Linked DNA regions of Homo sapiens: region 2 is linked to region 1. The links are chromatin contacts, found by Hi-C or POLR2A ChIA-PET in ENCODE. All regions are on one chromosome and are shown on one strand. The core of a region is the stretch at or near the end of the contact, and the rest is flanking DNA. Distances in the headings are between cores, read along the strand shown. Region 1 overlaps TTLL11 (tubulin tyrosine ligase like 11). Region 2 overlaps DAB2IP (DAB2 interacting protein).

Evidence for each region. Hi-C counts contacts between places; a loop is a spot of excess contacts on that map. ChIA-PET counts read pairs that join two places held with the same protein, here RNA polymerase II (POLR2A). Pooled maps may share reads with other maps.
Region 2: a map of gastrocnemius medialis shows a loop between it and region 1 (2.7-fold over the local background). The contact joins two enhancer-like sites. A Hi-C loop is called at or near these places in 6 of 168 maps with a recorded cell type or tissue (PC-9, ascending aorta, gastrocnemius medialis and 3 more) and 2 of 50 pooled maps. POLR2A ChIA-PET finds 5 or more read pairs at or near these places in 2 of 52 experiments (PC-9 and activated CD4-positive, alpha-beta T cell).

Annotation. Positions count from the first base shown.
Region 1 is chr9:121,984,671-121,988,860 of GRCh38, forward strand. All of the region lies in intron 4 of TTLL11 (tubulin tyrosine ligase like 11), which reads right to left. Among named protein-coding and RNA genes, the nearest start is that of TTLL11, 110 kb to the right of the region's middle. RefSeq lists an enhancer at 1,066-1,567. Within about 2 kb of position 1,448, at least 9 of the 41 ENCODE cell types and tissues checked have a DNase peak (open chromatin) inside an H3K27ac peak, as active enhancers do; they include ascending aorta and gastrocnemius medialis, where a contact is called at or near this core.
Region 2 is chr9:121,771,766-121,776,438 of GRCh38, forward strand. It overlaps DAB2IP (DAB2 interacting protein), which reads left to right. Exons shown (of 16, transcript NM_001395010.1): 12 at 842-1,730; 13 at 2,495-2,647; 14 at 4,433-4,626. Among named protein-coding and RNA genes, the nearest start is that of DAB2IP, 120 kb to the left of the region's middle. Within about 2 kb of position 1,251, at least 12 of the 41 ENCODE cell types and tissues checked have a DNase peak (open chromatin) inside an H3K27ac peak, as active enhancers do; they include ascending aorta and gastrocnemius medialis, where a contact is called at or near this core.

The DNA of each region.
Region 1 (4,190 bases), core at 198-2,697:
GAGAAACATCTTAGGATTTAGGAAGAGCATCTCCTTCAGGCATCTAAGCAAAAGGATCATGGCCAAGGAGATAATTAGATACAGGGAGCTAGAAGAAGATACAGACCAAGCAATGGAACTGGGAAAGAACGTTCTTGAAAGCTGAGCTGGAAGCCTTTCCTCTGCATGTGTTATTTCTGCCATATGATTCATCTACACTGAGACAGGCCTTGCTGTATAAGTCAGAGTCACACTGGTACCCTCAAGAAGGCTGACATGAGGATATGTTGCTGGGAGCTACCTAGGCAATGACAGGGGACAGGCTGGAATGACAGGGAAGCCACGTTCCTCAGCAGCAGATTACAGGAAACCTGCCCACAGCCTGAGCAGTGCCCGCAACTGCTCTGTGCCATCACAATTTCCCAAGTAGTTATTGTGGCTATGATTGGAAAGGGGTCACCGTCACATGTTTAAGATAAATGTAATTTCTTTGGCTAGAGTTTATGTTCTGGAATGCTGCAATCTGAGTCAAGCCCAGGCAACAAGCGAGAGGGGCTGTGTGGCAAAGAAGTCATGTGTTCTATCTGCACGGAACATTACAGCTTGAAAAGCCATTCACAATCTTTATCTCATTGGAATTTGACAACAACCCTTTGAGGTAGGCAAGGAAGATGAGGCACAGAGAAGTTAAGTGACTTATACAAGAATACACAGCAAGTCAATGGCAGAACCTAACCGGGTCCCTTAATCTCTAGGTTCCAAGTCAGCTCAGGTATGTGAGACCCAAACTCAAAAGTGTTCTTACAAGTGATAAGAATAAAGTAAGAGAGGGCTCCAAGGAGAAAAGGATACCATTTTCTTTTCTTTTTTTTTTTTTTTTTTTTTGAGACTGAGTCTCGCTCTGTCACCCAGGCTGGAGTGCAGTGGCGCGATCTCGGCTCACTGCAAGCTCCGCCTCCCGGGTTCACACCATTCTCCTGCCTCAGCCTCCCAAGTAGCTGGGACTACAGGTGCCTGCCTCAACACCCGGCTAATTTTTTGTAATTTTTTTTAGTAAAGATGGGGTTTCACCATGTTAGCCAGGATGGACTCGATCTCCTGACCTCGTGATCCGCCTGCCTCGGCCTCCCAAAGTGCTGGGATTACAGGCGTGAGCCACCGCGCCCGGCCCAAGGATACCATTTTCTCCCTTAATGACTGGGAATCTGAAATGTATGGTAAGACAAATTCCAAATATCTAACACCTTATACCCTGTCAAAGTGTTGTCACCCACATTACTTCACAATAAAAGGCAGGCAGGGAAGTGAGCGTAGGTGATTTACAGAGAAAGAAGCAGAGGCTCAGAGTGGTGAAGAAACATGCCCAAGTTCGCACAGCTGGGAAGAGGAAAAGCGCTTCCTTGATCCTGGCGTCTCCCCCCATGCTCCTCCTCTGGCCCAGGCCTGGAAGCATTTAGTGTGGTCAAGCAGTGGGAAACAGTCCCAAGACTGTGGTTCCACTTGCAGACATGATCTGTCCAAACCAGTGGCTCCCTCCCTGTCTGCCCCCTCCACCAGCTCCCCACAGCTTGGGCCCCACTGATGGCTGCCCCATGTGGCCTGTCCATAGCAAGACATGCAGCAAAACAACCAGCCTGGCCCTCCACCCTGCCACTCGGTCCAAGCCAGGGCTCTGTGGCTTGGCTCTGCATGCCGGGCCCACATGATAGTCCTAGAATAGCTGTCATTGTCAAACAGATCTGACCACATGGTCCCCCGGGATGACCCCTGGACGTGTCCACGTTGCAACTTATCTCCTTGACCCTAGCTTTTTGATGGCTTACGTCAGGACTTGTTTTCTCTGGCCCTACCTCTAAGTTCTTCCCTTTTCTCCTTTCTAATGTTTTAAGCCACCTACCTGATGGCTGAGCTGTGCATCCTCCCTGGGAACCAAAGGCCAGGGGTCCAGTTTCTCAGGACAGATTTCTGGGTGGCAATTACCCCTTCCTGGTACTGATCATGGCCTGAATAGCCCTCCAAAAGGTGCCGCCAGCCTGCCTGGAAATCCTGCTGGCTGGCGCCTAGCCCCTGGGGTGTCCTCTCTGGGTTTGAGGCTGCACTTTGGGACCAGCCTCCTCTTCTGCTGTTGAATGAATGCCCCATCCACTAGAGACACTGCCCCACTCCCTCCGTTCTCACTTCTTGTCCCAAGAGACCTGTCACCTGCTTGCCATAGACTGGAAATAACCCAAATGTTCCTTGACAGAAGAACTGATAATAAATTGTGCATATTCACAATGGAATCTATAACAGTGCAAATGAGGCAGTACCCACGACCCCCACCAGCATGGGTGGACCTTGGAAACCTTATGTGTAGTGGAAAAGAATGTTGCAGAAGACGCCATACTTTATAATAGCATTTTTATAAAACTCAAAAACAAGCAAAACAAAACAATATATTGTTTAGGGATACATTCATGCCTAATAAAAGTATTTTCAAAAGCAAGGAAATAATCAACATAAAATTCAGGGTAATGTCTACCCCAGGGCTGGGCAGGGACATGGTTTGGGGCAGAAACACACTAGTTGGAGATCTTGGGTTGGGAGGAAGGTTTGAGATAATCATTTTGTTGTTTGGCTTCATGGCTTACAAGTATGTTCCATGTATTCTTTTTTCATATATATCAAATGCTACAAAATGACTTTAAGGATTAGATGGAGAGGGTCCCAGAGGTACCCCTTCTTCTCTCCTCCTACCCACACTGATTGATCTGGGGGCAGGAAAGTGTGTACCTATGGAGTGTCTGGACACCACGTCTCCCCACCCTGCACTGTCACAGCTGAATGGCCTGTAAGAATGTTCCAGCCTCATTCCCTTCCCTCCCACACTCTGGCTGAGTCCACCAGACTCTGGCCCTGGCTCCATCGCTCTGCTGAAGACAATTCTCACTGAAGTCTCCAGTCAACTCCTTACGAGTGGAGAGGACAGTTTCAGTGCTGGTCTTGCCCGGCGTCTCAGCAGCATTTGAAGCGCTGACCCTGTCTGCTTCCCCAGGCACCTCATCCTTGCCATTCCGGCTCCTTCTCTCCTGATATTTATTCTATCTCAAGACACTGCTTCTTGGCCTCCTTTCCTGGCTCCCTCCCCCTCCCCTGCCTTTCCCTTAGTGAAATGTGATTCCCACAGGTGTCTTCTCAGTCTTCTCGTCACCCTCTTTGGTCACCATTTGCTGATGAGTTCTCATCTCTGTCCCCAACCCAGGCCTCTGTCTCCTGAACTCCAAGCTCCAAATAGCCAATTGTCCCCTTAATCTCTCCACTTGGATGTCACATAGGCACTTTAAGTCCAACTCCCAACCTTCCCCCAACAGCCTGGTCCTCTTCCGGGGCCTCCATCCATGCAAGTACCCAAGCCACCTGCACATCAGCCTCAGGTTCTCCCTGCCCTCACTGCCACCATCTCTCCTCTCTCTCCAGCCTCATCCAGTCACCAAGCTGAGCCCTTCTTGCTCCTTCCCTGGCACCCAGATCTGTCTATCCCCCCTACCTTCACCACAACCTTCCCAGTCCATACCACCATCCTCTCCAGCTTATGTGAAAGCAACTGTCTCCTAGGGACCTCCCCACTTCCAGCCTTGTCTCAGTGTGTTCTCTACTCTGTAGACACTGTTCTTTGAAACATACAAATTGGAATGCATCTTTCCCCTGCTTAAAATTCTCCAGGGACCACCCCCCCGAACCAATACCCAGGCTCTCGACACAGCCCCTACCTTTCTCTCCCACCTCACCTTCCCTCATCTCCCCCGCATCTCTGCCTTAAACCCCACCCAGCAACCATACTCAACCTCTTCCAGTGCCTCCTGCTTCCCACTCACCCCTCTGGCTTCAGCACATTTCCACCTGGAACCCTTTGCCTCCCCTACCCCTACCCAGTTTCTCCTGCTTCATCTAACTCTCGCTCCAGGTTTCAGTTCAACTGCTATTTCTTCTGGGAAGCCTTCCCTGACCACGCCACTCCCGCCCAGAGAATGTTACGTGGCCCCACGATCTCAGCACCTCAGACGTTTCTTATTCTACTCTAGCATTTAAAACCCTCCATAATCATTGCTTTTTAAATTATATGTCTCTCACAACAGACTCTATGCATCAGCAAGCAAGGCCCTGACTTGCTGTCTCAATAGAACCCAGGACAATGTCTGACCGCTACTAAGCATGTGGCAAAGGTTGTTGAA
Region 2 (4,673 bases), core at 1-2,500, 210 kb before region 1:
CTGCAGCCCATCTCAGGGAGTGGCACTTCCTCTCCGTCTGAGGCTAAGCCAACCCATTCCCCATTCCAAGCCATATCAAGCCCCCCAAGTCCTTGCAGCCTTCAGTTCCCCCCACCCACATTCTTCTCTCCAAAGCCCCCCTGGACCCCGCCACAGTTGTGCTTTCTTCCAAGGAGCTAGCTTCTGGGGAGGGGCCAGGGAGAGGCCAGAGAAAAGCGTAGAATGAGGAGGAGGCCAGGGCAAGTGCAGCCCTCCCACCAAGTCATGCTCTCCACAGAGCCTGCTCTCATTCCTTGTTTTTGCCAGGAACTCCAGCCCCCGCCTGCCAGTCAAACAAGGGAGCGGCAGCAGGAGGCTGGGCAAGAGGAGGTTTCACCGGGCCCCCACTTCAGTTACCAGTCTGATTAGGAACAAGAGGGAAGAGGCAGAGGGAACCCAGTGACTCTGAAGTTGGGGTTCTCAATGCAGGATCCGTGGATAGCAGAGAGCCACTGAGTTGTGGCTTAGGGCTTAGCTAAGGAGGAGTTTTCCAGAGCAAGCCAGGCCCCAGTACCCATTGTCCCAAGATGCAGCTGAACAGGGAAGGGGTCTTCCAGGCAGCGCGGCCTGAAATGTGCAGTGCTGGCCCCTAAAGAAGAGGTTCTGTGCAGGAGCAGCCGCCTCAGCCTCTGGTCCCCGGATTCTCCCACTCCTGCCACCCCAGCGCATCCATCTCCCCAGCGCTGGCTCAGGCTGCCAGGCCCCGGCAGGTTGGCGGGTGCTGTCGGTTTGGACCCGCCTTGGCTGCACTCACAGTTCTTCTTTTCCCCTTCTTTCCCTGTGTGTGCTTGTCTCCCTGCAGTCTGATAGATTTCACCCGGTTACCGTCTCCAACCCCCGAAAACAAGGACTTGTTTTTTGTCACAAGGTCCTCCGGGGTCCAGCCCTCACCTGCCCGCAGCTCGAGTTACTCGGAAGCCAACGAGCCTGATCTTCAGATGGCCAACGGTGGCAAGAGCCTCTCCATGGTGGACCTCCAGGACGCCCGCACGCTGGATGGGGAGGCAGGCTCCCCGGCGGGCCCCGACGTCCTCCCCACAGATGGGCAGGCCGCTGCAGCTCAGCTGGTGGCCGGGTGGCCGGCCCGGGCAACCCCAGTGAACCTGGCAGGGCTGGCCACGGTGCGGCGGGCAGGCCAGACACCAACCACACCAGGCACCTCCGAGGGCGCGCCAGGCCGGCCCCAGCTGTTGGCACCGCTCTCCTTCCAGAACCCTGTGTACCAGATGGCGGCTGGCCTGCCGCTGTCACCCCGTGGCCTTGGCGACTCAGGCTCTGAGGGCCACAGCTCCCTGAGCTCACACAGCAACAGCGAGGAGTTGGCGGCTGCTGCCAAGCTGGGAAGTTTCAGCACTGCCGCGGAGGAGCTGGCTCGGCGGCCCGGTGAGCTGGCACGGCGACAGATGTCACTGACTGAAAAAGGCGGGCAGCCCACGGTGCCACGGCAGAACAGTGCTGGCCCCCAGAGGAGGATCGACCAGCCTCCGCCCCCACCCCCGCCGCCACCTCCTGCCCCCCGCGGCCGGACGCCCCCCAACCTGCTGAGCACCCTGCAGTACCCAAGACCCTCAAGCGGAACCCTGGCGTCGGCCTCACCTGATTGGGTGGGCCCCAGTACCCGCCTGAGGCAGCAGTCCTCTTCCTCCAAGGGGGACAGCCCAGAACTGAAGCCACGGGCAGTGCACAAGCAGGTCAGTGCTGCTAGTCAGAGGGCAGGGCTGGGCACTTGGGCCCAGCTGGGGCTGTCATACCCCATACCATGCTCCTCCTCTCGGTCATTTCACCTCCACCCTCACCCAGCTGCCATCCCATCCCACCAGCCTGCCACATGCGCCACCACCCCCTCCCCCTGGCTTCTTCCTGAATCCTGTGAACCAGGGACACTGTAGCCTTGGGGAACTCCAGGCTCCTCTGTCAGTGCCCCTAGGGGCAGGCTGGGGTCAGAGAGAAAGAGGAGGAGAGTGCATTCATCTTCGGTTCCAAGCCTGTCGAAGCGCCTACCCAGCTCTGCCCCCACACGCCCCTCCCAAAATGTTTTCACAGGCTGGACAGGCCTTCAGGCACAACCACCTGGAGCATGGATGACCCTGTCACCCAAAGGCTGCAGGCAGTGTCTGGAGTGGAGGTGCCTTGGGCTGACAGCCCAGCCTGGCCCTGTCCCCCACTCAGTGCAGCCTGCCCCGGTGCCCCCAGTGGCAGGGTCACTCACTGTCCTCTTGGCAGCAGAGTGTGGTGCTCAGGAGGCCACCTGGCACCTGTCAGCTCTGCCTTTGGCTGCCGTCTGAGAGACAGTTCCCGGGTGGGGACTGCCTCGGTAGGCGCTCAGTCAGCTGGAGGTCCCCTCTTCCCACCGTGTCCCAGAGTTGCTTGTCCTTGTGGCTCACCTGGGCCACTCCCGCCCCTCCTGCTTGCCCTCCACCTCCCTGCAGCCCCTCACAGCTGTGTTTCATTGTAGGGCCCTTCACCTGTGAGCCCCAATGCCCTGGACCGCACAGCCGCTTGGCTCTTGACCATGAACGCGCAGTTGTTAGAAGACGAGGGCCTGGGCCCAGACCCCCCCCACAGGGATAGGCTAAGGAGTAAGGACGAGCTCAGCCAAGCAGAAAAGGTAAAACTGGACCCTGGCGGCTCGGGACAGGGCGGGGCTGCCTCCCGGCAGCAGCTGGTAGGAGTCTCTCCCCCAGGTCCCCCAGCAACGGGTGCTGCTGTCCTTGTGAAGGGCCCGTCACCTCTGAGCCCCTGTTCCCTGTGAGAATAGCAGTCAGTGGGGTCTGGAAGAAAAGCAACAAGAGGGATGGATTAGCAGCTTAGACCTGAGGCTTCCCATCTGCAGATTGGAATCACCAGGGAATTGTCTTGGATACAGACTCCTGGGACCTCTGGGAAGGCTCCTTAGCCCAGGCAACTGAGGCAGTTGAGCTTCCTGAGGACCTGGGGGTTGAGGGCTGAGGGTGCCCAAGTGACATATAGAAGCCCCCCTGAGGGAACTTGGTACCTGAGGAGGCAGAGGCATGGGTCCCCAGGATGGCTGGGAGAGCCACCCCAGCCTGGCCCCCAAGGCTTGTGCCTGCCCACGGCCTGGCTCTTCACCCCTCTGGTCTCCACCAGGGCCTGGGAAAGAAACAGCAGTTACCAGCTTGGGGGGTGGGGTCAGGCTGCCATTGAGATGTTTTCTTCCCCACCCCCGGGAAAAGAATCTACTCTAAAAATGAAACTCTCACTCTGCCACACACTCTGCCATCTGCTGGGGCAAGGGGATGCTTCGTTGGTCTCCCAAGCCTTCCAGCTGTGGCAGCTGCTCTGGATCTGGGGGTAGTTTTTGTCTCCTACTGCCAGCTGCAGTCCATGTAGACGGAGGAACCAGCGCAGGCCCCAGAACGGCAGGCGCTTCTCCACTCCCCTCTGGATGCTCTCGCCCCGCTGGGCCCCAGGAAAGCCTGTGGCAACCTCTCGAGCAAGGGTATTGGGGTCAGAATGGCAGAACTCCTTCTCCCCGGCCTCAGGCGAGGCCCGTCTCCATGCTGCATCCTGCCACCGCCACCATCCCCGGTCCGCTACATCCACCTGCTTTCACCATAGTTACATGAAGGGGACCGGGGGACAGGGAACACAGTGCTCCCAGAGCCAGAGTTTGGCTGGGGAGTGAGGAGGACTGGCCTCACTCCAGGCTTTTTGCATCCCTGTGTCCTCATGGCGTCTGGCCCCTCTCGATCCCGGCGTTGGCCTTTCCTCGCTCAGCGCAGAGCACCTGACTCCTCTCTGCAGCCACGCCGCTTCCCAGCCTCGTCCACATCCCTGCTCCTCCCTGATGGTTGGGGTCTGTGCTGGACTGAGGCAGATCCAGAGCCTGGACCACCTGCCTTTCAGTTCTCTCTCTCTCCATTTCCTCATGCCACTGCCACCCCCTGGCTTTAGATTCAAACAGAGGCTGGGAAGCTGGGATCTTACCCTGCTAGTCAGTCGCTCTTCATGTGACATGGTCACCTTGTCTGGGCCTCAGTTTCCCCTCCTGCAGAGCTCCCACCTCTCAGGGTGCTGTCACATGTCCTTCATGTATCCAAGGGTTTTTTAACCTTTGTCATATAAAAGTTCAAAGCCCTAGTTACACCCTCAGTCCTGGGACTTGGGTCTAAGTCTTCATCCCCGCTGTAGCCATACAGGTCAGGCTGGGAGTTTGGAGTGGAGGCCCCACGGTGGGGCACAGGCACGCGTCTGGCTGCAGCCCCCACCAGCTGGGCTCCTTGGGCATCTCCTTGCTATGTGAAGTGGGCGGGTCACAGCCACTGGGGCCTTTCAAGTGGGGCTCCCTCCTACCCTTCCTCCCACTCGGGCTGACGAAGCTGTGCTCTCTGTGTCCTGGGTGCTGTGCCCGTGGACGCTGCCCTCCTGGTAGGACCTGGCGGTGCTGCAGGACAAGCTGCGAATCTCCACCAAGAAGCTGGAGGAGTATGAGACCCTGTTCAAGTGCCAGGAGGAGACGACGCAGAAGCTGGTGCTGGAGTACCAGGCACGGCTGGAGGAGGGCGAGGAGCGGCTGCGGCGGCAGCAGGAGGACAAGGACATCCAGATGAAGGGCATCATCAGCAGGTGGGGCCCACACCTGCCTGGCCTGGCCACAGGCACAGGCAGGGCAG